Linked DNA regions of Homo sapiens: all the other regions are linked to region 1. Evidence: chromatin contacts called from ENCODE Hi-C or POLR2A ChIA-PET data. All regions are on one chromosome and are shown on one strand. The core of a region is the stretch at or near the end of the contact, and the rest is flanking DNA. Distances in the headings are between cores, read along the strand shown. Region 1 holds the start of BMPR2 (bone morphogenetic protein receptor type 2). Region 2 holds the start of KCTD18 (potassium channel tetramerization domain containing 18). Region 3 holds the start of ORC2 (origin recognition complex subunit 2). Region 4 holds the start of CD28 (CD28 molecule). Region 5 holds the start of CFLAR (CASP8 and FADD like apoptosis regulator). Region 6 holds the start of RAPH1 (Ras association (RalGDS/AF-6) and pleckstrin homology domains 1). Region 7 has its middle 20 kb from the start of CASP8.

What was found. A loop is a pair of places that touch in the nucleus more often than their neighbours do. ChIA-PET counts read pairs that join two places held with the same protein, here RNA polymerase II (POLR2A). Pooled maps may share reads with other maps.
Region 2: a pooled map shows a loop between it and region 1 (5-fold over the local background). The contact joins the promoter of KCTD18 here to the promoter of BMPR2 in region 1. A Hi-C loop is called at or near these places in 2 of 168 maps with a recorded cell type or tissue (B cell and CD4-positive, alpha-beta T cell) and 6 of 50 pooled maps.
Region 3: a pooled map shows a loop between it and region 1 (12-fold over the local background). The contact joins the promoter of ORC2 here to the promoter of BMPR2 in region 1. A Hi-C loop is called at or near these places in 9 of 50 pooled maps. POLR2A ChIA-PET finds 5 or more read pairs at or near these places in 3 of 52 experiments (GM12878, HEK293T and activated T-cell).
Region 4: a loop to region 1 is called in a pooled map, with 5 times the contacts of the local background. The contact joins the promoter of CD28 here to the promoter of BMPR2 in region 1. A Hi-C loop is called at or near these places in 1 of 37 single-sample maps with no recorded cell type and 5 of 50 pooled maps. POLR2A ChIA-PET finds 5 or more read pairs at or near these places in 1 of 52 experiments (GM12878).
Region 5: a pooled map shows a loop between it and region 1 (5-fold over the local background). The contact joins the promoter of CFLAR here to the promoter of BMPR2 in region 1. A Hi-C loop is called at or near these places in 5 of 37 single-sample maps with no recorded cell type and 10 of 50 pooled maps.
Region 6: a loop to region 1 is called in a pooled map, with 9 times the contacts of the local background. The contact joins the promoter of RAPH1 here to the promoter of BMPR2 in region 1. A Hi-C loop is called at or near these places in 8 of 50 pooled maps.
Region 7: a loop to region 1 is called in a map of B cell, with 6 times the contacts of the local background. The contact joins the enhancer-like site here to the promoter of BMPR2 in region 1. A Hi-C loop is called at or near these places in 1 of 168 maps with a recorded cell type or tissue (B cell), 1 of 37 single-sample maps with no recorded cell type and 5 of 50 pooled maps. POLR2A ChIA-PET finds 5 or more read pairs at or near these places in 1 of 52 experiments (GM12878).

Annotation. Positions count from the first base shown.
Region 1 is chr2:202,373,393-202,377,576 of GRCh38, forward strand. It overlaps BMPR2 (bone morphogenetic protein receptor type 2), which reads left to right and starts at 2,935. Exons shown (of 13, transcript NM_001204.7): 1 at 2,935-4,158. The coding sequence starts at 4,083. RefSeq lists enhancers at 1,783-1,942, 2,053-2,342, 3,497-4,184 and silencers at 2,433-2,482, 2,633-3,122, 3,253-3,312, 3,383-3,442.
Region 2 is chr2:200,507,562-200,511,745 of GRCh38, forward strand. KCTD18 (potassium channel tetramerization domain containing 18) reads right to left here and starts at 2,507. Exons shown (of 7, transcript NM_152387.4): 1 at 2,067-2,507. RefSeq lists a silencer at 2,280-2,739.
Region 3 is chr2:200,961,415-200,965,598 of GRCh38, forward strand. It overlaps ORC2 (origin recognition complex subunit 2), which reads right to left and starts at 2,246. Exons shown (of 18, transcript NM_006190.5): 1 at 2,076-2,246. LOC105373835 (a long non-coding RNA gene) reads left to right here and starts at 2,018. Exons shown (of 3, transcript NR_187976.1): 1 at 2,018-2,216. RefSeq lists an enhancer at 1,479-1,548 and a silencer at 2,257-2,655.
Region 4 is chr2:203,704,641-203,708,824 of GRCh38, forward strand. It overlaps CD28 (CD28 molecule), which reads left to right and starts at 1,999. Exons shown (of 4, transcript NM_006139.4): 1 at 1,999-2,108. The coding sequence starts at 2,057. RefSeq lists an enhancer at 1,879-2,028.
Region 5 is chr2:201,113,864-201,118,047 of GRCh38, forward strand. It overlaps CFLAR (CASP8 and FADD like apoptosis regulator), which reads left to right and starts at 2,301. Exons shown (of 10, transcript NM_003879.7): 1 at 2,301-2,618. LOC105373836 (a long non-coding RNA gene) reads right to left here and starts at 2,821. Exons shown (of 3, transcript XR_923785.3): 1 at 1,081-2,821. RefSeq lists an enhancer at 2,287-2,546 and a silencer at 2,577-2,786.
Region 6 is chr2:203,533,594-203,537,777 of GRCh38, forward strand. It overlaps RAPH1 (Ras association (RalGDS/AF-6) and pleckstrin homology domains 1), which reads right to left and starts at 1,708. Exons shown (of 14, transcript NM_213589.3): 1 at 1,518-1,708. RefSeq lists silencers at 1,477-1,576, 1,647-1,736, 1,787-1,856.
Region 7 is chr2:201,238,026-201,242,209 of GRCh38, forward strand. It overlaps a transcript of CASP8 not described here. Among named protein-coding and RNA genes, the nearest start is that of CASP8, 20 kb to the right of the region's middle. Within about 2 kb of position 1,711, at least 11 of the 41 ENCODE cell types and tissues checked have a DNase peak (open chromatin) inside an H3K27ac peak, as active enhancers do.

The DNA of each region.
Region 1 (4,184 bases), core at 1,685-4,184:
CAGGATGGTCTCGATCATCCTGACCTTGTGATCTGCCTGCCTCGGCCTCCCAAAGTGCTGAGATTACAGGCAAGAACTCTGACGTTTTAACTTACAGGAAGCACTTTACAGCTTCTGTATGGCTGAATTGCCAGCATCACTACTCTTGTGCTTTGGGGCCATTATTAAGTAAAACGAGGGTTAGTTGAACACAAGCACTTGGATATTGCATACTGCCACAGTCAGTCTGATAAGAGACTGCTACTAAGTGATTAAGGAGGTTATAGCGGATACACTGTACAAACCATGATTCACATCCCAGAAGGACAGTGTGGGATGGCAGCGATTTCCTCACAGCTAGTTAGTAACAGTACTCAATTTAAAATTTATGAGGCCAGGCGCAGTGGCTCACGCCTCTAATCCTATCATTTTGGGAGGCCAGAAGGGCGGATCACCTGAGGTCAGGAGTTCGAGACCAGGCTGACCAACATGGTGAAACTCCATCTCTACTAAAAATACAAAACTAGCCGGGTGTGGTGGCGCATGCCTGTAATCCCAGCTACTCAGGGGGCTGAGGCAGGAGAATCGCTTGAGTCTGGGAGGCGGAGGTTGCTGTGAGCTGAGATCGTGCCATTGTGCTCCAGCTTGGGCAACAAAAGAGAAACTACGTCTCAAAAAAAACAAAAACAACAACAACAAAAAAAAACACCACTTATTATTTCTGGAACTTTCCATGTAATATTTTCAGACCGTGGTTGACTGCAGGTAACTGAAACGGTGGATAAGGGGGAACTACAAAAAGGACACTTAATGTTTCTTGGAAAAAATCTTAAGCAAATAAAAATTGAATGATGAAGTACTTGATCTCAATTTGAGGAAGATAAAAGTGTACTACGAATTAATAAACTTTAAACTTTCTGCACCTCTAACATACTAAAATCCAATTTCTCTGAGTGCTAGAAACTCTCAGTTCTTGAAAGACAAATGGTAAAACAATACCGTTTCTAATTTAGACCTTTTGGGCAAAACAAAATACAGTAATAAAGCTATAAAGAATCGGTCGGGGGCGGTGGCTCACGTCTGTAATCCCAGCACTTTGGGAGGTCGAGACGGGCGGATCACGTGAGGTCAGGAGTTCGAGACCAGCCTGGCAAACATGGTGAAACCCTGTCTCCACTAAAAATACAAAAATTAGCCGGGCGTGATGGCGCCGCCTGTAATCTCAGCTACTCGGGAGGTTCAGGCCGGAGAATTGCTTGAACCTGGGAGGTGGAGGTTGCAGTGAGTCGAGATCGCGCCACTGCACCGCAGCCTGGTCGACAGAGCAAGACTCCGCCTCAATAAATAAATAAATAAATAAATAAAACCTAAATAAATAAAGCTAATGAATCAAAGCATATGCTCTTCGTCTTTTTAAGGGATTTTACTAGGTAGAATTTTTTTTTCTCTGTCTAAAGGGTAAACAGCATAAACATATTTCAACTAAAAAGAGTCTTAGAATCCGGGGTTGGTATTGCTACAACCCCTAATTATGGAAGATGTTTAGTATAACAGAACCAGTTTAAGGAATGTGGAGATTTATTTACATCAAATTCAGATAAAGAGGTAACAGCGGACTAGAAGAAGCAAGCAGAGCATGACTTAAGGAGTCTATCTATGACTGTATCTGTGGAACTGCCCTTAGCCACAATGAAAGACCAGCAAAACCAGCCTTCAGCATAACCCTCCTGCCTGGTAGGAGATGGGAAGGCCAGACTTCACCCCTCAAGATCGCCCTCCCACGCGCATTTTCCACCTCGCAGCTAAGAATTCAGTCCAGACTTCCGATCATGGCGCCACGCACGTCACCTTCTCCCCTCGCCGCCAGCAAAATCCCACCCACGTCGGCTGACCCCGCAGCGGGGTGTAAGGGCGGGAGGGATCCCGTCTCCTATACTGGTCGCTTGTACAAACCAGATCCAAAAAACGCACTACACAAATCCTTGGAAACTGCGGTACCAACGGGATCTTCTCAATTCCTTGAGTGCAAAATGATCCCACTCTCTATCCCGACACAACTCTAACTCCATTTTCCTTTCACGTGCCCTAAAAAGCCCTCAAGGCCCCCAGCCTTGGTGAATCCAGGCCCTCTCTCGGGGTGGGCACCGCGCTGTACGGACAGACGCGCGCACGCAGCGGGACGATTTATAGAATTAAAAGTCTTTTTTTTTTTTCTGGCTTCGCATCCTTGCAAATACTCAATATTCCTGTCAACTAAGAAGGCTAAGGGAATGGGCGGTTGAGGAAAGCAGGACGTCGATTACAGCGAACACATCAAAGGGGTGGTCTTTCCAATTCCGGCTTTTGTTTGAGTCAGAGGGGAGCCTGAGGAGGCCAAGGTCTCCGGTTCTGGGAAAGGCGGGTCCATCCGGATTCTTTGGGCTGCGGAGAGGGAGGTTCCAGCCCCGTGAAACAACAGAGGGCAGTTCTGCCCCTCGAGGCTTTCCTCCGAGAGTACTGAGACGGAGACGCCTCAGTCGGGAGAAATCCCGGAACTCGGAGGAGTCTGCTGAACGCCGAACAAAAGGATGTGGCCGTCGTCTCTTAAACAAATACGCGAATCCCAAGCCATGCACATTTGGAAGGCATGTGTATGTGTGTGAAGGAGAAAGGCCACCGCTGCCCACCGCAGCCCCACCCAGCCCTCGGCCATTCACCGGAGAGACGCGCTGCGGTGGGGCCTCGGAGCCCTCAGCCAGCCCCGAACGAGGGGCGGGGCCGGGCGGGGCCGTGAGCGCGCAGGCGCAGTGCGGGCTTCATCCCGCCGCCGGCGCCGCCGCCGCCGCCGCCCGCTCTGCACCACAGGCTAGAGACAGACAGGGCCGGGAAGAGCCGGAGACTGAGGAGGAGGCGGAGGCGGCGGCGGAGGCGGGGCGACTCCGGTGACCGGGAGCGCCGCAGACTGGCAGCTGCGGCGACTCCCCCCTTTGTGTCTGGTCTGCTCGGAGCCACTGGAAGTGCCTCCCGGAGGGACGCAGGGTGTCTCGCCGCCTCCCTGCCCACCCCCTTCCCCGGCTACCTTCATCCGCCCTCCCGCCGCCCCCCGCCCTCGGTCCGCGACGCCCGAGTTCCGTCAGGAGCCCAGAGCTGCGGGAGAACGAGGCGGCGGCGGCGGCGGCGGCGGCGGCGGCGGCGGCAGCAGCAGCGGCTTCCTCGGGGGGTTGTGATTCGCTCACAGGAGCCATTGACGGGAGAAGAGGAGGCTTTCTTGGTGGAATTTACCTCAGGCAAGATCGAGCCGCAGGAATAAAAAGCGAGGAAGGGAAGGGAGCGCCGCCGGGAGGACTAGAAGGGGCAGCCTCTCACACCCACTCCGCCTGCCGTCTCGGGGAGCCCGGACCGGGGCCGCGACCGCGACCCCTCCCCTCCCCCGCTCCTACCTCTCCTCAGCCTTCGCCAGGGCCTCCCCAACCCTCTCACGGTTGTTCTGCGAAGGCGTGGGGACTGTGAGCTTGTCCATGGAGGCAGGCACCTTTTTTGATCCAGTCAAGGAAGAGGATTTGTTGTTTTCGAAATCAGAGTGAAGGAAGCACCGAAGCGAAACTTAAGGAATCCTGCCTTCCCGGAGCCGCGGGCGATGCGACTAGGGCTGCCGGGCGCCGCCGCCGCCCGTCCGGCTTCGTCCTTCCCGGCAGTCGGGAACTAGTTCTGACCCTCGCCCCCCGACCCCGGATCGAATCCCCGCCCTCCGCACCCTGGATATGTTTTCTCCCAGACCTGGATATTTTTTTGATATCGTGAAACTACGAGGGAAATAATTTGGGGGATTTCTTCTTGGCTCCCTGCTTTCCCCACAGACATGCCTTCCGTTTGGAGGGCCGCGGCACCCCGTCCGAGGCGAAGGAACCCCCCCAGCCGCGAGGGAGAGAAATGAAGGGAATTTCTGCAGCGGCATGAAAGCTCTGCAGCTAGGTCCTCTCATCAGCCATTTGTCCTTTCAAACTGTATTGTGATACGGGCAGGATCAGTCCACGGGAGAGAAGACGAGCCTCCCGGCTGTTTCTCCGCCGGTCTACTTCCCATATTTCTTTTCTTTGCCCTCCTGATTCTTGGCTGGCCCAGGGATGACTTCCTCGCTGCAGCGGCCCTGGCGGGTGCCCTGGCTACCATGGACCATCCTGCTGGTCAGCACTGCGGCTGGTGAGTAGCTCCGGCCGGCACGTCCC
Region 2 (4,184 bases), core at 1,257-3,756, 1.9 Mb before region 1:
CCCAGCTCAAAGGACTATAAGAGGAATAATTAAAAGAATATATAAAACAGCAAAAGAGCAGAATCTAGCTCATGGTAACTATTCAATAAATTATAAATATTATGCATAATGATATAAATTTAACCATAAGGTGTCTACTGAGGGACTTGATATTGACTCTGGAAATGTAAGGAAATAAAGGAGCAGGAATTATTAACAATGATAACTATAATTCTTAAGTTAGGTAACTAAGGAATATATAATTTATCAACTGAGATTATAATTCTTCTTTTAATTTTTTTAAATTTTTAAAAAATGAGACAGGGTCTCGCTGTGTTGCCCAGGCTAGTCTTGAACTCCTGGGCTCAAGCAATCCTCCTGTCTTGGCCTTCCGAAGTGCTGAGTATACAGGCATGAGCCACCACGCCCAGCCTGAGATCAGAATTCTATGTAGACCAGTAGCCAGGCCAGTCTAGAACTACAAATAACACCTCCAAATCATCCAGCTTCTTCACTGTGAAATGGATGAAGCTTTAGGGAAGTTTTGGGGGGTTTTTGTTTGTTTGCTTGTTTGTTTTTTGAGATGGAGTCTCGCTCTGTAGCCCAGGGTGGAGTACAGTGGCGCCATCTCGGCTCACTCCCGGGTTCAAGCAATTCTCCTGCCTCAGCCTCCTGAGTAGCTGGGACCACAGGTATACACCATCATGCCGGGCTAATTCTTGTAATTTTAGTAGAGACGGCGTTTCACCATATTGGGCAGTCTGGTCTCCAACTCCTGACCTCAGGTGATCCACCCACCTCGGCCTCCCAAAGTGCTGAGATTACAGGCGTGAGCCACTGCACCAGGCCCAGGGAAGGTTTAAGGGTTGGATTTTTTTAATCCATTCTGGAGATCACAGAACCACAAGTGACACTGTGGTGTTTTCCCACCTAAAACAATACTGTGATGAAAAAGGTACTCCCAATTATTGAGAATCTGCAGTATCCACACATTTCATAGCAAGTTGAAAATGGCTGCCAAAAGGCTCAACTACATCCATGTCAATTCACTTTTACTCAGTGAACAACTAAGATCGTTTTGTAGATGCCAGCTAGTCTCCAATAAAATGGAAGGAGACCATTAAAATCTGAGGAAGACCATGTGTGTAGAATACGGTCAGCAACAGAAACCATTATGGGCCAAAGGTCCAGCCTTCCAAAACCACTTATGGATGTGACATCTCGCACTGCCTAGAAGTCCTGGGAGCAGCACTCCAAAGATCCATGTGTGAGAGCCACCTCTGAGGCATGGGATGGAACTTGTTCCCTCTGCCTCATTACTGGCTCCCTGGAATCCTATCTATTCTTCAAGGCCTTCAGCAAACCTAATTTCTTGCATGACCGTCCCACGTATCCTTCTGCCCCCCAAGTTAGAATCCTTGCACAATTCTACAAATATACTGTGTGTCTGTCCACTTTTTACCCCACTTGTTTAATCCCTACTTTTTGGTCTGTAGGCCAAGGAAGCCAGGGCCTGTGTCACTCTTAATAACTCCCATTTACTGAATGCTTATTATGTGCCAGCCATTGTAAGAGACACTTGACACACTTTACCTAATTCACACAAAAACTCTATTGGATGGGAATTACTGTCCCTGTTGACAGATGAGGCCATTGGGGTAAAAAAAAAGAGTGATGTGTACAGGGGCCACACAAGGACTGACTGCTAGTAGGTTGTGGAGCCAGCCCCAATCCAGAACGGCAGGACGAACCCCAAGTTCTTCCTGCTTCACCCCACACCGCCTCCTCCAGCACTGTTTCACCCCTATGGATCCTGACCCAGCCCTTTCACTCTCTAAGCATCTGTCCATCTCAAGACTTGGCTACGATAACACAGCAGCACCCCGATCCCGAGGATTTAAGAGCTACTCCTCCTACCCCAACCCCAGGCAGTCTCTCCTAAGGATAGGAACATCATCATTCCAAGGCCACACCAGGGGGGCACTCCGCAGGCCCCATCCTCAAAAGCACCCAGTTAGGCTCCCTGCTATGTGGAAAGTGTCCAGCCCTCGGGGACAATGTCCCCCAGAGTGCATTCCTATGATCACCTGCATCAAAACCATCAGGGACGCTTGGGAAAACGAAGACACTCCGGCCACAGCACACAGTTCCTCAGAAAGTCTGAGGAGGGGTCGGGATCTGCCCGCGAACCCCACTTTGAAAAACATCGCTCAAGGGGCTCACACTCCTCTTCCGAAGCGGGAAGAGCCGGGAGGAGCTGGGGAGCCAGAAAGCCCCGCCACGGTCTTCCGCGGCCTGGAGACCCCAAATCGGCCCGAAGCCCGAGCCTGCAGCCCGGGGCGCGCGCGTTACCAGCGCGGCCCGTGCCCTTCCTCAGGGCGCCCCGCCGCCTTCCGGGCCCGCGGCCCATCCCGCGCCCGGCTCTTCCGCACCGGGGGGGTGGGGCGGGTCGGCAGCTTCCCAGACTGACCTGCGGCCCGCCAGACCCTCGGCGCGGCCGCCGGACGCCGCGGGGCGGACGCGGAAGTGAACGCCTTCTCAGCTGCTCGGCAACTCGGGAGCAGAGCGGCCCCAGCGGCGCCCCCGTGCGGCCCGGCTCTGAGGCAGCGGCTCAGGGAGGGAGGGAGGCCACGTCCCGGGCACGCCACGCCACGCCACGCCCCGCCCCCAGATTCGTCTCGCCCCAGTGGGCCGCCTCGGAGTCGGGTGGGTCTTCCATCCCGGAGGTAAGGGAAACACACGGTAGAGAAGGCCAGGGCTGAACCCCAAGGGACGGTCTTGTGTGTTCAGAGGCTGGTTTTACAGGTGAAGAGAAGAAACAGCCGCAGAAGTTGCGATTGTCCAAGGTCACTTAATAAGTGGCAAGAATTAGGATGTTAAGTGTTCTCACCCCCAGGTCAGTGCCCATCCCTCCAAACAGGGCTGCTCAGTGCCAACGTGTGTTAATATATTGCACTTGGATAAGTCTATCTGGATAGTGTCTGCAGCTTACAAAGCTTTTTCACACACAGCATTCTTGTTTAGTCTGTGTGACAGTGATATAAAGGGTGATATTTATTTCCCATTATAGCAAGGAAAATTGAGGCGAGAGCAAACATTTATTCAACACTTTTGTACACCTGACACTGTGCTAAGTGCTTTGCATGCACTACTTAATTTCCTGTTAACGATAACCCTAAAACAGTTCTTCCAGTTTCTAGCACCATCTTACCTTGTGCAAGGTACTGTGCTAGATATTTCAAGAGAAATATAACAGTCCTGTTTTCAAGGTGCTTCCCCAAAATCAAAAATATTTGGTTCCAAATTTCCCTGACTGGCTCTTAGAAGAGAATAAGCCAAAGAGAGGTAAGTCAACCTATCCCCTTAGATATTAACAGTCTTAGGAGAGAGGGAAGGTTTGTTCAACCTGTAATTATTAAGCACTAGCTATGGAGCAAGCACTGAGAGTAAAGGACTGGAAGAGACAAATAATGGGCGTTCAACCTTACTTTCCAGTACAACATGCAGAAAACTTGTTCTGTAAATATTTTAGGCTTTGTGGGCCATGCACAACTACTCAACTCAGCAGTTGTAGTCTAAAAGAAGGCATAGGCAAAACCTGAACAAATGAGCATTGCTAGTTCCAACTTTATGGACACTGAAATTCCAATTTCACATAATTTTCATGTGTCAAAAAATATTCTTTTAAAAATGCAGCTTTTTCAAACACTTAAATATGTACAAGCCATTCTTAGATCATGGGCCAGACAAAAACAAATGGTGGTCCATGGGCCATAGTTTGCCTGCCCTTGTTCAAGTGGGAGAAACAGACACTAAGCAAAGTGGTGACAGAGAGTGATAACTAGGTGCGAGGAAATGAGTGGACATTTAAGTTGAGGGCTAGGAGTCAGAATGAGTCCACCTTCTGCAGAGATGGAGGAAGGGTATTTTAGGAAGAAGGGAGAGCAAGTCGGAAGCCCCTCAGGCAGGAAAGGACTCAGCAATTTGTAGGAAGAGAAAGGCCACTAGTATGTCTGAGCCTTGGTGGGCATCAGGACAAAGGGGAAGATGAGATGGGATGAGGTTGAAGAGAGAGGCAAGAGCCCAGACTCTAAAGTATTGTGTGGCCATGGTAGAAATTTAATTTGACTGTAAGCATAATGAGAAGCTATTGAAAGGTTTTAAGCAGGGAAGTGACACAATTGATTTACTATTAAAAAAAAATA
Region 3 (4,184 bases), core at 996-3,495, 1.4 Mb before region 1:
GTGCTGGGACTGCAGGTGTGAACCACTGTGCTGGACGCTAAATGCTTGTTTTGACCTCTGAAAACCATTCATAATAGGTCTAATTATTTCTCTACATGTCAATTAGGGTTAGGGTATTCTATAGCAGGTAACTATAGAATGTCCAAACTGGAAAGTTTCTCTAACTTTCCAGTTCATTGGGTGAAACATCACTAGTTCTATCAAGCATACTTCAAAGAGCATGGCCAGAGTCAGCATAATCTACATTATTTTACTTAATTATACACTGCTGTGTACTACAAAGGATTTGAAGCAGTGACAATGAGCAAATGCAATAAAACAAATTATAATTTATAAATGCTAATAGGGAGTCTGCATCAGAAAAAATATAAAGGAAAGCAGAAAATAAAATCACACAATGAATTTTTGGCTCTGAGCTTCCTGGCAATCAAAGCAAAAAGCAAGTAAAGGTCGGTTACGTAATTCTTATTGGCAAAAGTTTAGTTGTTCTTGGGGATGTGGGGACAAGATTTTCTAGGAAAATTTAAAAACAAATATTCTAGGCAACTGAGTATTGTCCTAGGCAATTTCCCTATGGTATTCTACACAAGAATTGCCTGGAGAGAGGCAGCCTGAGACTTGTTTGTAGCCAAGTGCATTTATACAAACATTTCCTTTTCTAATTTTGGAGCATCTTATTAAATAGTACAAAATCACCAAATTAAAGAAAATGTCTACAAAGACCTCATGAGAAACGTTTCCTTCTTTGCTTTCCAACAGTTCCTGAAAAACAAACGAACAAAAAAACCTAACAATCACACAATAAAATGCAATATTTAGTGACCATTATGACCCCTCAAGGCACTGCCTTGGTGCTTATAGGCCAACCCCTTTCAAGGAGTTACTTCAAGGCAATTCTGCAGCACCAAGTGTTAGCATTGCACCAAGTGGTAGCAACACACTCTCCTTTGAAAACAAATAAAAGATTTGCTGTAATTTTTAAAAACATAATCCTTTGAAAAAGAAGGTTGGATAGATTAGTGGTTAAACACCAATTTTAATATTGGAGAAACCTGAGTTCCAATCTCCACTCCATACTTTATAACTGTGTGACTTTGTCCAAAGTCCTGACGATTAAATGAAATGATGTGCCTGATATATAAAAGAGCATCACTGAATGCTCCCAATTATCGGTATTTTTACTTTAACCTTTTTCTTTTTTAGCTCCTTACTGCAGTGCACTGAGATATTTTTACTTTAAACTTCAACTTAACCATGCAGATCTCTTGTACATCTCTAACTCATTCAACATCTAACAGAAAAACTGCTCAATAAGTGATGATGTCCGTTTAACGTGCAGTGCCCTTATATAACGGTGTAGGGCCGTGCTATTTTTCTTCAGATTGCAATTTAACTGCGGGAAAGTGTAATGATTCTATTAGGATTTCAATTGTAAAATGAAAAGTAACGTCTCAACATCTTTTTAATTAAAAAGCTCTACCAAAAGAGCCTGGCTTATCAACATTTTACAGCCAAGCATGGCTCCAAGGTGACCGATCAGTTAGCTGGCAGGACACATTGGTGCCTCCAGGCTGGGATGACATCAAAGGTTCTAGCTACAGTGGTTCTGGGACGCGATCTCTTCCTCTTCATACCTCACAGGGCACTTTACCACTGTCGTTACACATCTTCACAGTTCTCCTTTTCCAACCAGAGGGCTTCGTAAGCTGGGAATCAGGTAGGTTAGTATCAGGCGTCCCTTGCACAAAAGGCCTATAACTGCGGGGCAGACTAACGAAAGGTCCTCCCAGAGTGAGCCTCTCACCTCAAGTCTTAAAGGACTTTGGCCTGCGCCTCCAGCCTCTGGCCAGTTGGCTGCGCTCCACCAGTAAGGGTTCTCGAGCCCCCGGGCAGCCTGCGGGGGGCAGCGAGGCGCAAAGACCATGCCCCAAGTGCCGAGGGAAAGTCCTGAGATGCGCGACTTGGGACGCTAGGGGCCAAGCTCCGACGCGGGGCTGGGTGCACCTGGACGCACCTCACACGCCGCGAGCTAAGCAGAAAAGGGAGGCAGGCTGCCCCGACACCCCACTACTCACCGCTAGGTTTCCGTCTGGCGCCGATCCGGCTGCGTCACGCCGGCCGAACGACACCCCGCTGAGTCGCCGCCGCAGGGAAGGTACCTTCGGCCCCAACGGGAAAAGCCAATTTCCAGTAATTCGCGCCCGACCACCGGGGAGGTAAGGAGCACCGGAGGCCAGCTGGGGGATGGGAAGCCTGCGTGCGGCACACCGAATCTCCCGCCCTGTTCAGGGGGCGGTGCCCGAGGAAGCCAATAGGAAGAGGAGTCGGCCAAGAGCGACGGCTCTGCCGTCCAGTCGGCGCCGGCCATTCGGCCCCGCCCATCAGGAAACCTGAGGAAAACGGATTCTTGGGCCCTGAGTTGTGGGCCTTACCTTTCCTTTCTTCTTTCCGTTTCCGGGGAAGGGAAAAGGAAGTGTTGTTTGGATCTGAGGAAGTTTGCACAGTAGCTGGCTGAGTGGTAGCTGTTTGTCTTGTAGCAATCTTTAAAAAGTGTTCTTTGGGGTCGGGCGCAGTGTCTCACGCCTCTAATCCCAGCACCTTGGGAGGCCGAGGCGGGCGAATCACCTGAGGTCGGGAGCTCGAGACCAGTCTGACCGACATGGAGAAACCCCGTCTCTCCTAAAAATACAAAATTAGCCGGGCGTGGTGGCGCATGCCTGTAATACTAGCTACTCGGGAGGCTGAGGCAGGAGAAACGCTTGAACCCGGGAGGCGGACGTTGCAGTGAGCCGAGATCGAGCCATTGCATTCCAGCCTGGGCAACAAGAGCGAAACTCCGTCTCAAAAAAAAAAAAAAAAAAAAAAAAAAGTGTTCATTGGTTTCCCAGCTACCTTTTGAAGAAAAAGGTAATGGAAATTGATTCGCATTTCTTTTTTAAAGATTTTCTTCATTTGGCGTGAAAGGTAGGATCTTGTACATCTCCAGGGTTTGGGGTAGGGAGAAGAAGAGACGTTAGGAGAAGCACTGAATATGGAGATGGGATCGGACGGCTAGTGGGATGAAGAGGCTGGGGAAATAGAATGAATAGACAGAGAAAATGATTGACTTCAACTATCCAAAATATAAAAAAGACAAGACAGAGAAAATGAGGAAGAAAAGGAATGAACCTGGATGGGATCCATACAGTATTAAGAACAGGGTATTGTTTCATTTGGATTCACTTACTCAAAACAAAACTACAGAGTACTCTGCGAACAGAAGATAAGTATTCATTATCGAGCGAGACAACTACGATCTCTGCATTCACTGTAGTTACCTAGCACGTGAAGATATTGAACGGACAATATTGAGAAAAATACCATGATATGGGAAGTGCATTGGAGCACATGGTAGGAGTAGCTAATTAAAAGCCCAGAAGGAGTCAGGAACAATTTTCTAGGAGGAAGAGATGTTTAAACTGAAACCCCTGTGTTGAATAGATTTAAAACAGGCCAAGAGGGGTAAAATTTTCCAGGTAGAAGGTCCAAATCCGTGTAACAGCTGTGTAAAATGCCAAGCATTGGGTCTGTTATTATGAAGGGCTTAGTTGGCCCTTAGGGCACTGGTCAGATTTGTATTGAAAGATCTTTGGATAAAGGAGGTAGGATTGGGAGGGAAGATATAGAGTCACAAGATTTGGGAGCTGTTTAGGAAATCCAGTTGAGAAAGAAATGATCATAGCCTTGATACCTCATTATTCCATTTTGGCTAGGTGGAGTTAAGAAAATGGAAGAGAAAGGCAATTTTTTGTGCATTATAAATAAGAATTTGGGGAGTGACTAGAGACAGAAGATAAAGAGAACATAGCTCAACAGTTAACAATGATGTGTTTGAAGAGTGTTTAAAAATGTGAAGATGACTAGCCCAGCACACACACCTGTAATCCCAGCTACTTGTGAGGCTGAGAAAAGGAAGATTGTTTGCATCCCAGAGTTCCAGGATGCAGTGAGCAGTGATCTCACTTGTGAATAGCCACTGCACTCCAGCCTGGGCAACACATCGAGACCCCATTTCTTAAAAAAGAAAAGAAATTTGAAAAAAAGATGAAGATCTAGGAATGTTGAATAGATATGTTCAACTTATGTGTGTTTTTTATATATATAATTTTTTTTTTTTGAGATGCAGTCTCCCTCTGCCGCCCAGG
Region 4 (4,184 bases), core at 749-3,248, 1.3 Mb after region 1:
CTGTCATTTATCAGATCAGGAGGGAGGGACATGAAGCCTGCCTCCTCTTACAGCTAGGTCATCAAAGAGTTTGACTGTAGCATTTTAAAATAGCGAAGAAAAAAAGGTAACAACACTAGGGGTTTGTTAAACAATTTATGATATAATTAGAGAATGGAATATTATGCATCAATTACAAATAATGTTTATAAAGATACTTAAATGACATGGGAAAATGTTCAAGATATAACAAATAATAGTACATATCTGATGAAAACTATAAGTAAAACATGATATTAAACATGTAAAAATCTTAACAGACCAACAGGTGGAAGGCAGTGGACCAGAATATTAGCAGTGTTTATATTAGGGTGGTAAGAATGTGGATGAATCTTGTTTTAATGCTTATAATTTTTCTAAACATTCTCAATGAAATATGCCTTACTTTTATAGTCAGAATAAAAAGCAATACAAGTTATCTTTTAAAACAACCCACATACACAAAACCCCCAACTAGAGTAATTGCACAAAGCTTAGATTATCAAAAAGAAGAAAAAAATTACTGGAAAAGTTTTGAAGAAGTCATTGAGTACAAGATACTGACGTAGGTGCCGGAAGAAGAGAGCAGTTGGCCGTGCTGGTGGAATAACCCTCTCTGCAAAGGGCCTGGGAGTTGAAGAAGGGTGCAGTCGGGTGGTGGTTATGAATCTCAGAAATCCTGCCACGGAGCCTCCTTTTGTGCCCTATTACTTAACCTTGAGGGACATAGAGAGCATGAGACACCAAGGGGCTTTTGGTTGCCTTACTGTCCCACTAAGAACATAGAATGTTGTTTTGACTTTCCCTTTGCTTAGGGAACCTCCCCCAGATACTCAGCTGGCTGGCTGCTTGCACGTAGAATGGGTTTTGCAAAGTTCCTAGAAGTGAGTTGGAGGAGGCTTGACATAAATCAAGCACTGTGTGCTAAATGCTCCAGAGGGCTACCTTATGTCCTACACAAATGTTACATTTCTAATATTTGTAACTCCTTTAAACGTTTATGCAGATGTTTCCCAATTCCTCAGTAGAATTCTTACCATTATCTTTTTGACACAACCTGTCCCCATCCTATGAAAATCTCTCCTCTGCTAGAGACTTTATTCTTTCTTTCTCTCTCTCCCCCTTCCTTCCTTCCCTCCCTCCCTCTTTCTTTCTTTCCATCTTTCTTTCTTTCTTTCTTTCTTTCTTTCTTTCTTTCTTTCTTTCTTTCTTTCTTTCTCTTTCTTTCTTTCTTTTCTTTCTTTCTTTCTTTCTCTTTCTCTCTCTTTCTTTCTTCCTTTCTTTTTTCTCTCTCCCCTTCCTTCCTTCTTTCCTTCTTTTCTTTTCTTTTCTTTTCTTTTCTTTCTCTCTTTCTTTCTGTCTTTCTTTTCTCATTCTGTTGCCCTGGCTGGAGTGCAGTGGCATGATCTCGGCTCATAGCAGCCTCCACCTCCTGGGTTCAAGCGATTCTCCTGCCTTAGCCTCCCTAGTAGCTGGGATTACAGGTACCCACCATGATGCCTGGCTAATTTTTTGTATTTTCAATGGAGACGGGGTTTCACCATGTTGGCCAGGCTCGTCTTGACCTCCTGGCCTCAAATGATCCACCCACTTTGGCCTCCCAAATTGCTGGCATTACAGGCGTGAGCCACTGCACCCGGCCTGTTCCTTCTTAAGAACACTTTGTCTCCCCTTTAATCTCTGCTGGATTTCAAGCACCCCTTTTACACAACTCTTGATATCCATCAATAAAGAATAATTCCCATAAGCCCATCATGTAGTGACCGACTATTTTTCAGTGACAAAAAAAAAGTCTTTAAAAATAGAAGTAAAAGTCTAAAGTCATCAAAACAACGTTATATCCTGTGTGAAATGCTGCAGTCAGGATGCCTTGTGGTTTGAGTGCCTTGATCATGTGCCCTAAGGGGATGGTGGCGGTGGTGGTGGCCGTGGATGACGGAGACTCTCAGGCCTTGGCAGGTGCGTCTTTCAGTTCCCCTCACACTTCGGGTTCCTCGGGGAGGAGGGGCTGGAACCCTAGCCCATCGTCAGGACAAAGATGCTCAGGCTGCTCTTGGCTCTCAACTTATTCCCTTCAATTCAAGTAACAGGTAAACAATGTTAATGTCTTTCTTTCTGTAAATATTTTTTGAGGTCTTCCAATTGGCTTAGTTTATTTTAAATTTCTAACAATGTGTGAAATTTGAACATTTGAAGTGTAGTTTTGCTGTAATAGGGCAATGTGTTATTTTGAAAATCATTGATTCTCAGACTACAATATAGTATCTTAACAAAAGTCCCTTGGAAATAAATTTTCTAAGCTATTAGTTTCTCTAGCTATTAGTTGATAGTGTCCCAAGAATTTATTATTATTATTATTATTTTAAATTGAGATGGGGTTTCACTATGTTGCCCAGGCTGGTCTCAAACTTCTGAGCTCAAGCAATCCACCTGCCTCTGCCTCCCAAAGTGCTAGGGTTACAGGCATGAGCTACCATGCCCGGCCAATAATTTTTAATTTATGTATCGTTTCTTTCTTTCTTTCTTTTTTTTTTTAATTTAAGAAAGCTGCTGTAAGTAGATTGGCTCTGGAAGCTCTGAATTTAGGTTGCCTATGTTCCTAACACAGGTCCAATTCTCACTAGGTAAGCTTAGGCTTAGCTATTATTTAAACTCTCCAAACCTCAGTTTCCTTAACTGTAAAGTGGGAATAATAATAAACCTCACCTCAAGGTCATTGTGAGGTAAAATGAAATAATCCATGCGAAGGGCTTAGCTCAGTCAGGCTTCAAGATAAATGTGAACTGTAATTACTCTATCTACCTGAATTGAATGAGTTCCAACATGAATTCTGGAGTCACCACAGAAGCTGCTACAACACCAATATTAATAAATTAGTTTTCTTTTACAATCGGCCAAAATGTATTTTCTTAGATTAAAATTCTTTAAGTTCCCAATGACGATGATGAGGAGGATAATACATCTAGCACTTTGAGCAGCACACAGTTCTCGTAACTAGAAGGTAGGTATTACAGTTAACTTCATTTCAGATGAAGAGACTGAGGGGTAGGCACATTAAGGGATTTGCCCAAGGATGTACAGGTGGCAGCTATAGGAGGCAGGGTCTGAACCACCTTAGTCTGACTCCAGTGCCGGTGTTGTTGATTATTATGCTATTCCATCTAACATGGTGTGATTTGTAATTTCATGGACTCAGGTAAATCCAGGGTTAAATTAACTTCGGAAAATCACAAGCACAATTCCTAACAGAAAGAATTTGTTACTTGGGTGGGCTGGAGTAAGATGCTCATTCAACGTGTTCTCAGAGTTAGAAAAAGGCCCCCGCTTGGTTCAAAAACTGGACTGATAGGGGTCAACAGTCATGCTTAAATAAGGACAGTTATTTTTCCCTGAAAGATACATTGAAAAGCCAGTATCCTCAATTTTCTTTCTTATTTTGGCAGTACAGAGACTGCATTATTTGTTGTTATTCTTAAACATTAAGTGTACATAGCCCAAAGAGTATAATTTCCCAATCTGCAGAGGTACAGTAGTTGCATATATACCCGTTTATTTTATGGTCTGACGTACCAGTGAGCACAAATTGTGTATATTTATAAAACGTGTTGATATAATGAAAGACATGAGTTGGCAATGAGATCTGGTACCAAGCGTTTACAGCTACCAAATATATTCTACAAGAATCTTTAACATTTATTTTAAAAAGGTCAAACCTTATTTTTAAGAGATCTCTCAAACTTAAAGAATATTTAAAATTACTTAATTTGTTAGACAGTCAAGGGAAGCCTACCCTGACTGAAAACTATTTAAAATTGGTAATTGTACACTAAATACTTTTCTGATGTGCTTTGTGGACACCTATCTGTCATCAACTTATTCACTCTCTTTTGAAGAGTTTTTGGTAAGACTCAAAACTTTGTATGTTTTCTTTAGAACATTTATTAAAAGGGGACTAGCTAGATAAGTGGTTGGAGAGTTCACACACATAGGGCCTTTGTTTTCTACTTTGACATATATTTACTTTTCAAATGCCAATTCACTTTTCTAGTAACTTTTAGCATTTGATACTGAGTGGCTATCTAATGAAGAAGGAAAGAGATGGGAGTGAAGGGGACACTTTTACAGTCTTTTCCAGTAAGAAAACTTACGAGCAAGAAAAGAATGAC
Region 5 (4,184 bases), core at 1,051-3,550, 1.3 Mb before region 1:
AAGATAAGAAAGGCCAAGAGCAGCAGTGGTCATGCCTGTAATCCCAGTGCTTTGGAAGACCTAGGCAGGAAGATCACTTGAGGCAAGTTCAAAACCAGCCTGGGCAACATAGCAAGACTCCCTGCCACCCACGACCCCCGCTTCTACTAGATATATATATATATATATATATATATATATATATTTTTTTTTTTTTTTTTTTTTTTTTTTTTTTTGAGATGGAGTCTTACTCTGTCTCCCAGGCTAGAGTGCACTGGCATAATCTAGGCTCACTGCAACCTCCGCCTCCCGGGTTCAAGCAATTCTCTGCCTTAGCCTCCTGAGTAGCTGGGATTACAGGCGCCCGCCATCACACCCAGTTAATTTTTTGTATTTTTAGTAGAGATGGGGTTTCACTATCTGGGCCAGGCTGGTCTTGAACTCCTGACCTCGTGATCCACCCGCCTCAGCCTCCCAAAGTGCTGGGATTACAGGCATAAGCCATTGCGCCGGGCCACAAATTTTTTTTTAAAGAATTAGCTGGGCATGGTGGCACCTGTAGTGGCACACCTAGCATGGTGGCATGCTAGGACCTGTAGTCCTAGCTACTCAGGAGGCTGAGGCAGAAGGATCACTTGAACCTGGGAGGTTAAGGCTGCAGTGAGCTGTGATCGGGTCACTGCACTCCAGCCTGGAGTGAGACCCTGTCTCAAAAACAAACAAAAAACCAAACTTGGATAACTGACAGAGTTTAGGATAGAATTACATGGAAAAACCAACAAAACAAGACAATTATTAACTCCAGAAAAAACTAAAAGTTGTGTGGGAAAGGAAAAGTAATCATAGTTTGGTACATAACTTGGCTGTGACTACCGTTTACATGATTATAATAGCATATATACTGAAGATTAATCAAACAGAATATAACTATCTTGGGAAGATGGAGAGATTAAAAAAAAAGGTTGGGGGTGAATATGGGGTGAAAGTGATGGAGAAAAAGAGCTGAAGTCTCCTCTGGTGTCTCAGCACTCCACCCAAGGTAGAGCCTCTGGATGGAAGAAGGAATCTCCCACCTCTCCACCACACTCCCCCAGGATTTACCTTCAGCATCAGGTAGCTAGGGGCAAGATGAGAAATGCTGATATGCTGGTCTCTGACTGGGAGCTGTGGGAAGAGAGAGGTTCTGAGTTGCAGCAGTCTGGAGTGGAGTCTCTTGCTGAACAAAGGGAGAGGTTTGGTTTAAATACCACAGACTGACTCTCACATTCTGATCCAAGAGTTTTCATAGATTTTTTGGAACAGATGTTTCTTCATTTGCTGTTTGCCCTTAGGACCATTTCAAAGGCTTTAAATGGTTAATGGTTGTTTGTTGTTTTAAATAATTTTCAGTTTCACTAGGGGTGAATCCCGAGCTCTTCATGCCGTCCTGCTGTTAGTCTCTCTTGGTATTATTCTTCACCTTTCCTGTGAGTTTAAAATTATCTCAAGAAAAGTTAAAGCTCTTTAAGAATCACAATAAAGTAGTTATTAGGAATAAATAAAAACGTAGAGGGGCGCGGTGGCTCACGCCTGTGATCCCAGCACTTTGGGAGGCCGAGGCGGGCAAGGATCACTTGAGGCCAGCAGTTGGAGACCAGCCTTGCCAACATGGTGAAACCCCATCTCTACTAAAAATACAAAAAAAAAAAAAAATTAGTCGGGCATGGTGGCTTGCACCTGTGGTCCCCGCTACTTGGGAGGCTGAGGGCTGGATGGTTTGAGAGCGGGAAATCCAGGCTGCAGTGAGCTGTGATGGCGCCACTGCCTTCTAGCCTGGGCGACAGCGCGAGACCCTGTCTCAAGAAGGAAAACAAAAAAAAACAAACAAAAACATACACACAAAAAACCACAAAGTGTGTTCACGTTTGCTATGACTCCCAGACAACAATTGTAAACACTCGCGCCGGGCGTGGTGGCTCACGCCTGTAATCCCAGCACTTTGGGAGGCCGAGGCGGGCGGATCACGAGGTCAAGAGTTCGAGACCATTCTGGCCAACAGTGAAACCCCGTCTCTACTAAACACAAAAATTAGGCGGGCGTGCTGGCGCGTGCCTGTAGTCCCAGCTACTCGGGAGGCTGAGGCAAGAGAATCGCTTGAACTAGGAAGGCGGAGGTTGCAGTGAGCTGAAATTGCGCCACTGCACTCCAGCCTGGGCCACAGAGCGAGACTCTGTCTCAAAAAAGAAGGAAAGAAAGAAAGAAAAAAAAAAACACTCGCAGTGTTTACTCCTAACGCGTGGAACTTGTGTCGACATCCACCCCCGGTTACTGCATACTCAGTCACACAAGCCATAGCAGGAAACAGCGAGCTTGCAGCCTCACCGACGAGTCTCAACTAAAAGGGACTCCCGGAGCTAGGGGTGGGGACTCGGCCTCACACAGTGAGTGCCGGCTATTGGACTTTTGTCCAGTGACAGCTGAGACAACAAGGACCACGGGAGGAGGTGTAGGAGAGAAGCGCCGCGAACAGCGATCGCCCAGCACCAAGTCCGCTTCCAGGCTTTCGGTTTCTTTGCCTCCATCTTGGGTGCGCCTTCCCGGCGTCTAGGGGAGCGAAGGCTGAGGTGGCAGCGGCAGGAGAGTCCGGCCGCGACAGGACGGTACGTGCCCCGCGCTCGACCCCCGCGCTGGCGGCGCCGGAGCTGTCCCAGACCCCAAGCCCCGACGCCCGGCCCTGAGTCAGCATTGCAGCAGGCCCTGCGCCGCCGCGCCCCGCGTCCCACCCCGCGCCGCTCCTCACAGCCCTGCGCTCCGGGAAACTGCAGGTGGCCGGCAGTGGCCAGGGGATGGCGGGGGCGCTTCTGGAACCTGACTCAGTTTTGTAGGTTCCTTATCTCGGTTGTTTACCGCGGGCTTTGCGGAATGCCCCCGCTTCCGTTTCCGCCCGGCTCCGAACCCCCGAACCCCTTCTACCCGCAACTCCGCCCCGGATTCCCAGAAAGGGGCGACCTGGGCCACAGCGGTACAAGCTGCACCCCGATGGACCTGAGAGACCGGAAGTAACCCTTGGCCAACTCTGGCCGCCCCCTGCAGCCGCAGCCCCAGAGGCCCACCCGCGAGCTTCAGTGGCGGGCCCTCAGCGTCGTGTAAACTTTGCTTAAAATGATCTTGAGAGTTCAATTCTTGGGGTGAACTGTTGAGAAGATCTGGCATTTTTCCTTTCGAAAGTTGTTGGGAACGTGGACTTTCCCAACAATTGTGTATGCGCTCGATCTCACTCAGTGGGAGCCGCCGCCCTGGAGGGAATTTCACAATAGCCTGGTCAGGGCGGTTATTTTCCAGAGCAGTTTAATGTCTATTTTGCCCAAGTGCAAGGAAAGCTTGCCTTGGGAAAGCTGGGAATGCTTGGCTAATGAAAAGTTTTTAGAGCCTTTTAAAATGAACCTGTTTCTGCCACTTTTCCACCGCCTCAAAACGACTGGGAAATGTAAACTGGCTTCAAGATGTTCTTGCTTGAGGGTGTCTGGATTTGGACAGAAGGCCATGTTCTTTTAATATTAACAGTGGCACGCAGTAGAACAAAGGCCACTGAAATTCAGAATCAGTTTTTGGCTCCACGGGCAGGAAGTAAATTCAAGGACGCCAGAGGTCTTGCGAATATTTTAATTGGTTGACATTTGAAATTTGTTCTTAAGCAATGAGGGGTGAAACCAGTAGGGGGATAGCGTATAGCATAAGTAAAGCTTTTTGGACATCAACAAACTGCGATAATCTACAACAGACAGCGGGCTCTGGAAGGTTTGACCTGCTTTAGAGAGAGATTTCCGATAAGAGGAACGGAGTTTTTGGCACTTTTCGGTTTGGTGATTCCCCTAAATAACCTTACAAAAGTTTCGTTGAACAAAAAACCTGGCTGGAGCTCCAAGATCTTTTTTTTTTTTTTTTTTTTTTGAGACAGCATTTCACTCTTGTTGCCCAGGCTGGAATGCAATGGCACTATCTCTGCTCACCGCAACCTCCGCCTGTCGGGTTCAAGCGATTCTCGTGCCTCAGCCTCTCAAGTAGCTGAGATTACAGGCATGCACCACCATGCCCGGCTAGTTTTGTATTTTTAATAGAGACGGGGTTTCTCCATGTTGGTCAGTCTGGTCTCGAACTCCTGACCTTAGGTGATCCGCCCGCCTCGGCATCCCAAAGTGCTGGGATTACAGGCGTGAGCCACCATG
Region 6 (4,184 bases), core at 458-2,957, 1.2 Mb after region 1:
TTTCACTTAAATGCCGAGGCTTCCATGCATTCCTCCCTCAATTTAGAATTAATCTCTCTTCTTCGCTCTCCTATTCTATACCTCAACATTTTACTATATAGTTCACTGTATTACACTTACCTACATTCACTAACCCCCCGCACCGCACCCCCAAAAAAACCACCCCGAGGAGGAAAGGAATTTAAGGTGCTGTTAAACACCTCTATGCCAGGCAAGGTGCTACGCATTTTGCATACATTATCTCATTTAATCTACATGAAAAACATCTGGGGAGGTAAACAGGTGGTGTTATTCCCATTTTACTGATAGGGAACGTACTGCAGAGTTCAATAGCTTATCCAACTCACATTGCAAGCCAATTCCAGGGCGTACGGTTTCCCCCACTCCGAAGAGCTCTTTCCACCACCCCATGCTTGTTCACCTGGTGTCACCCAGCCTAACTGACAGAGTAGGTATTCCATAAATGTTTGCTGAATTTAATATCCCCATGGACTGACTCTTTAATAATCCGATCACGCCTCATCCCTAACCCGTTACCTTTACTGTTCCTTAACGGTGGACTTTACCTACATAAGCAGCTCTCCACATTTCCCTGAGAAATGCTGCAGACAACATCAACCCTTATTGGAAGATTGAGTGAAGAACTTTTCCATTCTCCCGGATTTCCCCAACGGATCTTCCCAAAGAATTTAAGAAATGCACACACGCAAGACACATGTAACACTTACACCCTCCCTCAAGGCTCTTATTTCATATTAAACCATGTCTTCGAGCTTGTAAGCAATAAGGTTTATGCGGTTTCCAGCTCACACAGTGGGGACACCCTAAGTCACTGCCTTAAGAAAACCACATCTTTCAACCTGTCTTAACACGAAGGCATCCTAATACTATCACACTGCCCCCTCCCTCCGTCCACCCCCCCCCCCCCCCCATGAATTGCAGTTTGGATTTCCGGCGGGAATGTATAATACAGACCGCAAGAGGAGACGCGGTTAAAAAGCAATGAAGCAATTACTTATCCTGTTTAATTAGAAAGAAGACACAGAAGGAGCCCCGCCTTTCAAAATCTCTGCACTGAACTCATCTATGAAAGATGGGGGCATCGAAACCCAAGCAACCCGACATCCAGTAGCTGGTTTCTGCAGCTGGGCGGGGGAAAGTCCTTTCCTCCCTGCGGTCCCGGGCCACCAGCCCCCGGTGCTGGGTCGGAGAAGCCTAACCGCACCCTCCCAGGCGGCCCCTTATCTCATTGTCTCCCTCCGTCGCGGTCCCCAGGGGCGCAGGGTGCAGTCCAGGCCCCACCGACCTCCATCCACCAGCCGGGAGCGGTCCAGCCAGCCCCGGCCCGATCCCCAACCTGGCAACGACCCCGCCCCAGGCTGCCGCCGACCGTACCGCACCCGGATGGCGGGGCCGGGCGCCGGGAAAATGGAGGCGGGAGCGGCAGGAGCGCCTCACGGCCCCGCGCCCAGCCGGCTCCCTACCCCCTGGCCCCGAGGGCGAGGCTAACCACTCACCGCGGCAGTCGGTCGGCCTTCCCGCGGCCCCGGGCAAGGAAACCGCCGCTCGCGCTCCTCCAGCCGCTGCCTCCGCCTCCTCCCCAGGCGCGGCGCTCCCTCGCCAGAGACGCAGCGACTGCCAGCAGCTCCCGCGCCGCGCGCTCAGTGACTGACTGACTGACTGACTGACTGACTGACTGACTGACTGGCGGGCGGCGGCGGGAGCGGGGGCGGGGCGGCCGCAGCGCCCCGCGGCGGCGGCGGCGGCGGCGGAGCCGAGTGTGCTCGCGTCCAGCCGAGACGCAGAAGGCGGGGTTGAGGGCCGGACTGCCGACTGTAGGGCCGACTCGCGCGGGACCGCGCGCCGCCCCCGCCCGCCGCCAACCACTCACTTCCGGCGCAGGCCGCCGCGCCCGCCGCCCTTCCCTAGCCCGCGCCCCGCGCCGGCCCTCCGCCCTCCCTTCAGGCGCCCGGCCGCGCCCGGCCGCACTCAACCGCGGCTCCGCTCGTGCCTCGCCTTTCCTCCGCAAGTCCCTGTGAGCCGCCTACAGGAACGAGTGAATCAGAGAATGAATGAGTGGGGAGGAAAATCCCAGTGCTGCCCCACCCCCTGCTCGCCTTTCATAGGAAGCCGGCCCAGCAGCCTCTGTCCTAGCGCCCTGGGAGGCACAGCAGCCTCCAGCAGTTCTGTCAGGGAGCTGTACGCATCCACCTTTATACGCTGTCCGTGTATTCAGAGACTCCAGAAACGCATCCGGGGTTGGCTCGGTCACTTACAGGACCATTGTCGTTGAGATCTGTGAGGCCCTTCTTTAGGAAATCCCATTTTGGCCAAAAAGTCTCTGCAGTTTCATGGAATGTATTGGGAAACTTAGGAACGGGACATTTCGATGACCTTTACTTTTTAAACTTCGAAATCTGTTAATCCTGCCTCCTTAATTTCTGTCCCCCCACCCCATCGGAATTGTGTAGTAGTAAGGTGTCGGCATTTTTCCTTATCGCTAAGCTCAGCTGCTGCCTCTTTAGATGCAGGCTTGACTTCGGCAGACTTTTAGATTTTAAGTATGTCCTTATTTTGACCTTCACCTAAAGTTGATCAAAGAAAGGAACAAATGGAACTAAGTTATGTTTGCTTGGCTACATGCAAAGCAAGTTTGTTGACAGCATTAAAACAATTGAGAAATTGGGAGTGTGACCTGAAATTGGTTGCAATGAACATTGCTTTTTCATGTCTTCCCATCTGCTTGCTAAGAATTTATTTAAATTTTCACAAAGCATTGACTGTACATTCCTGAAATCCTAGCTCCCTCTCTAAGAATGAGAGTGTTCATTTCTCTGTCCTGGGGCCAAATCCTGGTTTGGTTAATTACATTCTTACTTCCTGATATTCTTGAGGACTTTCAAGTGGTTTCAGTCTTTTTTGTACAATCTGTTCCAAACTGGTACACAATCTGTTTCAAATTGGTATTTAGAACCATACAATACAGATACTGGCTGCCTTTCACACTTGAGATATCTGTACTTTTGAAACATAACTGCCCTTTTGTATTTTAAGTTCAGTAGGTATGTCAATATTCTTGTATAGAATAATACTATCTCTTGACTGGATTAAGAAAATGTGGCACATATACACCACGGAATACTATGCAGCCATAAAAAAGGTTGAGTTAATGTCCTTTGTAGGGACATGGATGAAGCTGGAAACCATCATTCTCAGCAAACTATCGCAAGGACAGAAAACCAAACACCACATGATCTCACTCATAGGTGGGACTTGAACAATGAGAACACTTGGACACAAAGCAGGGAATATATCACACAGGGGCCTGTTGGGGGGATGGAGAGGGGGGAGGGATAGCATTAGGAGATATACCTAATGTAAATGATGAGTTAATGGGTGCAGCACACCAACATGGCACATGTATACATATGTAACAAAGCTGCACGTTGTGCACATGTACCCTAGAACTTAAAGTATAATAAAAAATAAAAATAATAAAAGAATAATACTATCTCTTATAAATGAAGATGATCCTGCTGACCAACTTCTTTTAGACTTCTCTTCCTTTCTTGTGGGAATCATCATTTGCCACCTAATTATTTCAAGAAGTTATCCTCCAAAAGTGAATATAATACAACACTTTATTCATCCTTGTATCTCCCACAATATCTAGCATAGTATCTTGCACAATAAGTATTTATAAATTAATAAATGCTTTAAAATTTTTCATAAGTGATAATTTTATACAAATGTATCTAGTCTTTCACCTCATTTCCCTTGTGACCAAGTTTGTTGACATTAGACACACCTGGGTGCCAAACTTAATGAATCCTATTGTCATTAAATGTACTAGGCTGTGTGATACCTTACAAGGAAGATGATTCATTTAAACCTCCTTAAAAAAATAGACGATTGAAGCCAGGAGTGGTGGCTCGCACCTGTAATCCCAGCACTTTGGGAGGCTGAGGTGGGCGGATCACCTGAGGTCAGGAGTTGGAGACTAGCCTGGCCAACATGGTGAAATCCCATCTCTACTAAAAATACAAAAATGAGCTGAGCATGGTGGCGGGTGCCTGTAATCCCAGCTACTCAGGAGGCTGAGGCAGGAGAATCACTTGAACTTGGGAGTGGAGCTTGCAGTGAGCCAAGATCCTGCCATTGCACTCCAACCTGGGTGACAAGAG
Region 7 (4,184 bases), core at 461-2,960, 1.1 Mb before region 1:
AAGAGATATACTAGGTGGGAGCAGTCAGGGTAGACTTCCTGGAGGAAGTGGACAGTGTTGTGTGGATTCACACTTTGGAGATATCAAAGAGGAAGAGTATTCCAAGTGGGGGTAACAAATAACAAGGGAGGCAAAAAAGAAAAGTATGAGGGAACAACAGGATGTTGTCAGGAAACTAAGGCTGAGCTGAAATCCAGGTGACCCAGAGAAGCCTTGAGAAGGCTTGTGGCATCTTGTGGAGCAAGTGGGGAACTTGCTCTGTTTGAGAGAATATGCCTGGAATATATGGGATATCATTTAAATTTTCTAAAGGTTATCTACAAGATAATTTCAGAGAATATTCGCTCCCACCTCAGCGTAGGAAACAATGAAACCCTGAAACATTTATTTATTTATTTTCCTTGCTTTTCTTTTTTCTTTCTTTTTTTTTTCTTGAGATGGAGTCTTACTCTGTCACTCAGGCTGGAGTGCAGTGGCGTAATCTTGGCTCACTGCAACCTCCGCCTCCTGGGTTCAAGCAATTCTCCTGCCTCAGCCTCCCGAGTAGCTGGGACAATAGGCATGTGCCGCTATGCCTGGCTAATTTTTTGTATTTTTAGTAGAGACGGGGTTTCATCATGTTGGCCAGACTGGTCTTGAACTCCTGGCCTCAAGTAATCTGCCCGCTTTGGGCTTCAAAAGTGCTAGGATTACAGGTGTGAGCCACTGCACCCAGTCTTTTCCTTACTTTTTATTTTATTTATTTATTTATTTATTTTTTAATTGATCATTCTTGGGTGTTTCTCACAGAGGAGGATTTGGCAGGGTCACAGGACAATAGTGGAGGGAAGGTCAGCAGATAAACAAGTGAACAAAGGTCTCTGGTTTTCCTAGGCAGAGGACCCTGCGGCCTTCCGCAGTGTTTGTGTCCCTGGGTACTTGAGATTAGGGAGTGGTGATGACTCTTAAGGAGCATGCTGCCTTCAAGCATCTGTTTAACAAAGCACATCTTGCACCGCCCTTAATCCATTCAACCCTGAGTGGATACAGCACATGTTTCAGAGAGCACAGGGTTGGGGGTAAGGTCACAGATCTACAGGATCCCAAGGCAGAAGAATTTTTCTTAGTATAGAACAAAATGAAAAGTCTCCCATGTCTACCTCTCTCTACACAGACACGGCAACCATCCAATTTCTCAATCTTTTCCCCACCTTTCCCCCCTTTCTGTTCCACAAAACCGCCATTGTCATCATGGCCCGTTCTCAATGAGCTGCTGGGTACACCTCCCAGACGGGGTGGTGGCCGGGCAGAGGGGCTCCTCACCTCCCAGTAGGGGCGGCCGGGCAGAGGCGCCCCTCATCTCCCAGACGGGGCGGCTGGCCGGGCGGGGGGCTGACCCCCCACCTCCCTCCCGGACGGGGCGGCTTCCTTACTTTTTAAAAATACGTTTGTCTTCAACTATTGGATATCTTCATCTAATTTCTAGTGTTTTTTTTGGTTGTTGTTGGCTTATTTGATTTTTACTTTTTGGTTAATAACAAACCTTTTAAGGAGTTACATAGACTCTTATCAGTTTACTTTTCTAATTTGTTTTCTCCTGAATTCTCAGTTACCTTGGATTGATTGTGCTTTGGGTTCATCTTGCTTTTTCTTAGTGGCTACTTTCAGTTTCCTTCCTCTTCAGTTTGGCAATTTTTTCCCTTTTCAAGCAAGGAGCTCCTCCCTGTTGAGGCGTCACGGGTGGCGGGCAATCCTTACCCGGATCCTCCCACAGCTTGCTCTCTGGAAGCTCACACTGCACCGTAATTATGAAACTTTTGATATTGTCCCTGATGGCTTCTGATGCAAGCTGGGACAGCATTTGTCTGTTGATAAGTGAAACCAAGTTCCTGAGATCTGGCTCTCTTTTGCCCTTCTATCCAATACCAGCAAGGCCCTAGTTTCAGAGCATTTTGGGGACTTATGATCCCTTCTAGTTACCTCTGCATCTGTGCCCCTTTTCCCCTCAAATTAGTTCATAGAGATTTTTGAAGCACCCATGTTACTCAAATAGGCCCATTTTTAGCATGTGGGAGGTAAGGCCTAGATGTGAATCCCTCATAAGCCAGGCAGATCAAACTGTGTGTATGCATGCAGATTTGGCCCAGGAACACTCTTCTCCTTCAGGGCCCATTGTCTACAAGGACAGAAAAGAATTCTTAAGGCCATTCACTATCTCACATTTTCTGTTATTTTTCTGTCTTTTCCTTTTCCCCCTACCCACAGAGAAACATTAGAATCATTGCCCTTTAGAAGAGCAGAACTATGATGCCTCCTGTCAGGGATGGAACGAGGCATTCCATGCAGATGACAACCCAAAGAGAGCAAGAGTGGCTCTATTTATATCAGACAAAATCGACTTTAAGTCAAAAACTGTCACAAGAGACATTAAAGTATATTATATAATGAAAAAAGCATCAATCCACCATGAAGATATAACAATTATAAATATATGCACTCAATATCAGAGCACCTAAATATATGAAACAAACAATGACAGAACTGAAGGGAGAAATAGCCAGCCATACAAAAATAGTAGGAGACTTCAACACTGTACTTTAAATAATGGATAGAACATTCAGACAGAAGATTAATAAGGAAACAGGGGACTTAAACAACATTATAGACCAAATGGACCGAACAGAAATACACAGAACGTTCCACCCTACAGCAGTAGAACACACATTATCCTCAAATGCACATGGAACTTTCTCCAAGGTAGATCACAAGTTGGGTCACAAAACAAGTCTTTGCAAATTTAAGAGACTGAAATCATACCATGTATCTTTTCTGACCATGATGGAATGAAACTAAAAATCAATGGCAGAAGGAAAAATAGAAAGTTCACAAATATGTGGAAATTAAACAACACACTCTTGAACAACAATTAGGCCATAAAAATAAAAAAAGAAATTAGGAAATATCTTGAGATAAATGAAAAGAAAAGCACAACATACCCAAACTTACAGGATAAAAGCAGTACTAAGCAAAGAAGTACTAAGAGGTACTTTATTGCAATACACATCTGCAGTGAAAAAGAAGAAAGATCTCAAGTAAATAGTCTAACTTCGTGCCTCAAGGAGAGGAGAAGAAGATGAAGAAGAAGAGGAACTAAGCCTAAAATTAGTGAAGGAAATAACAAAGATTAGAGTAGGAACCAAGAAAATACAGAATAGAAAAGCAATAGAAAAAAAATCAACAAATTTTTTGAAAAGAATAACAAAAGAATTGGTTTTTTGAAAAGATAAACAAAATCAACAAATCCCTAGTTAGGCTAAGTAAGAAAGAGAGAAGACTCAAATAAACAATATCAGAAATAAAAGAGGAGACATTACAACTGATGCCACAGAAATAAAAACATGAGGCTATAATGAACAATTCTATTCCAACAAACTGGATAATCTAGAAGAAATGAATAAATTCACAAAACCTTCCAATCTACGATGACTGAATCATGAAGAAATACAAAGTCTGAACAGACTTATAACTAATGTGGAGGTTTAGTCAATAATCAAAAATGTTCCCCAAACGAAGAAGTCCAGGACCAGATGGCTTCACAGGTGAATTCTTCCAAACATCTCAAGAAGAATTAATGCCAGTTCTTCTTAAACTATTTTTAAAAATTGAAGAAGAGGGCACACTTCCAAATTTATTTTATGTGGCCAACATTATCCCGATACCAAAGCCAAACAAAGACACCACAAGAAATGAAAACTGCAGGTCAATATCTCTGATGAATATACATATAAAAACTCATAACAAAATACTAGCAAATCAAATTCAACAGTACATTTAAATGATCGTACATCCTGACTGAGTGGCATTTATCCCTAGGATACAAGTATGGATCAACATACAAAAATAAATCAGTGCGAAATGGCCTATTAACAGGGCAAAGATATAAAGATAACATGATCATCTCAATAGATGCAGAGAAAGCATTTGACAAAATTCAATACCCTTTCGTGATTAAACAATTTTTCAACAAACTGGAAATAGAGTCTCAACATCATCAAGACCATATATAAGAAAATTTTCACTGTTGAGTATTATATTAGATGTGAGCTTTTCATATATGGGATTCATAATATGTTTCAAATATATTACAAAGCTATAGTAATTGAAACAGCATGGGAATAGCATAAAGACAAACACATAGGCCATCA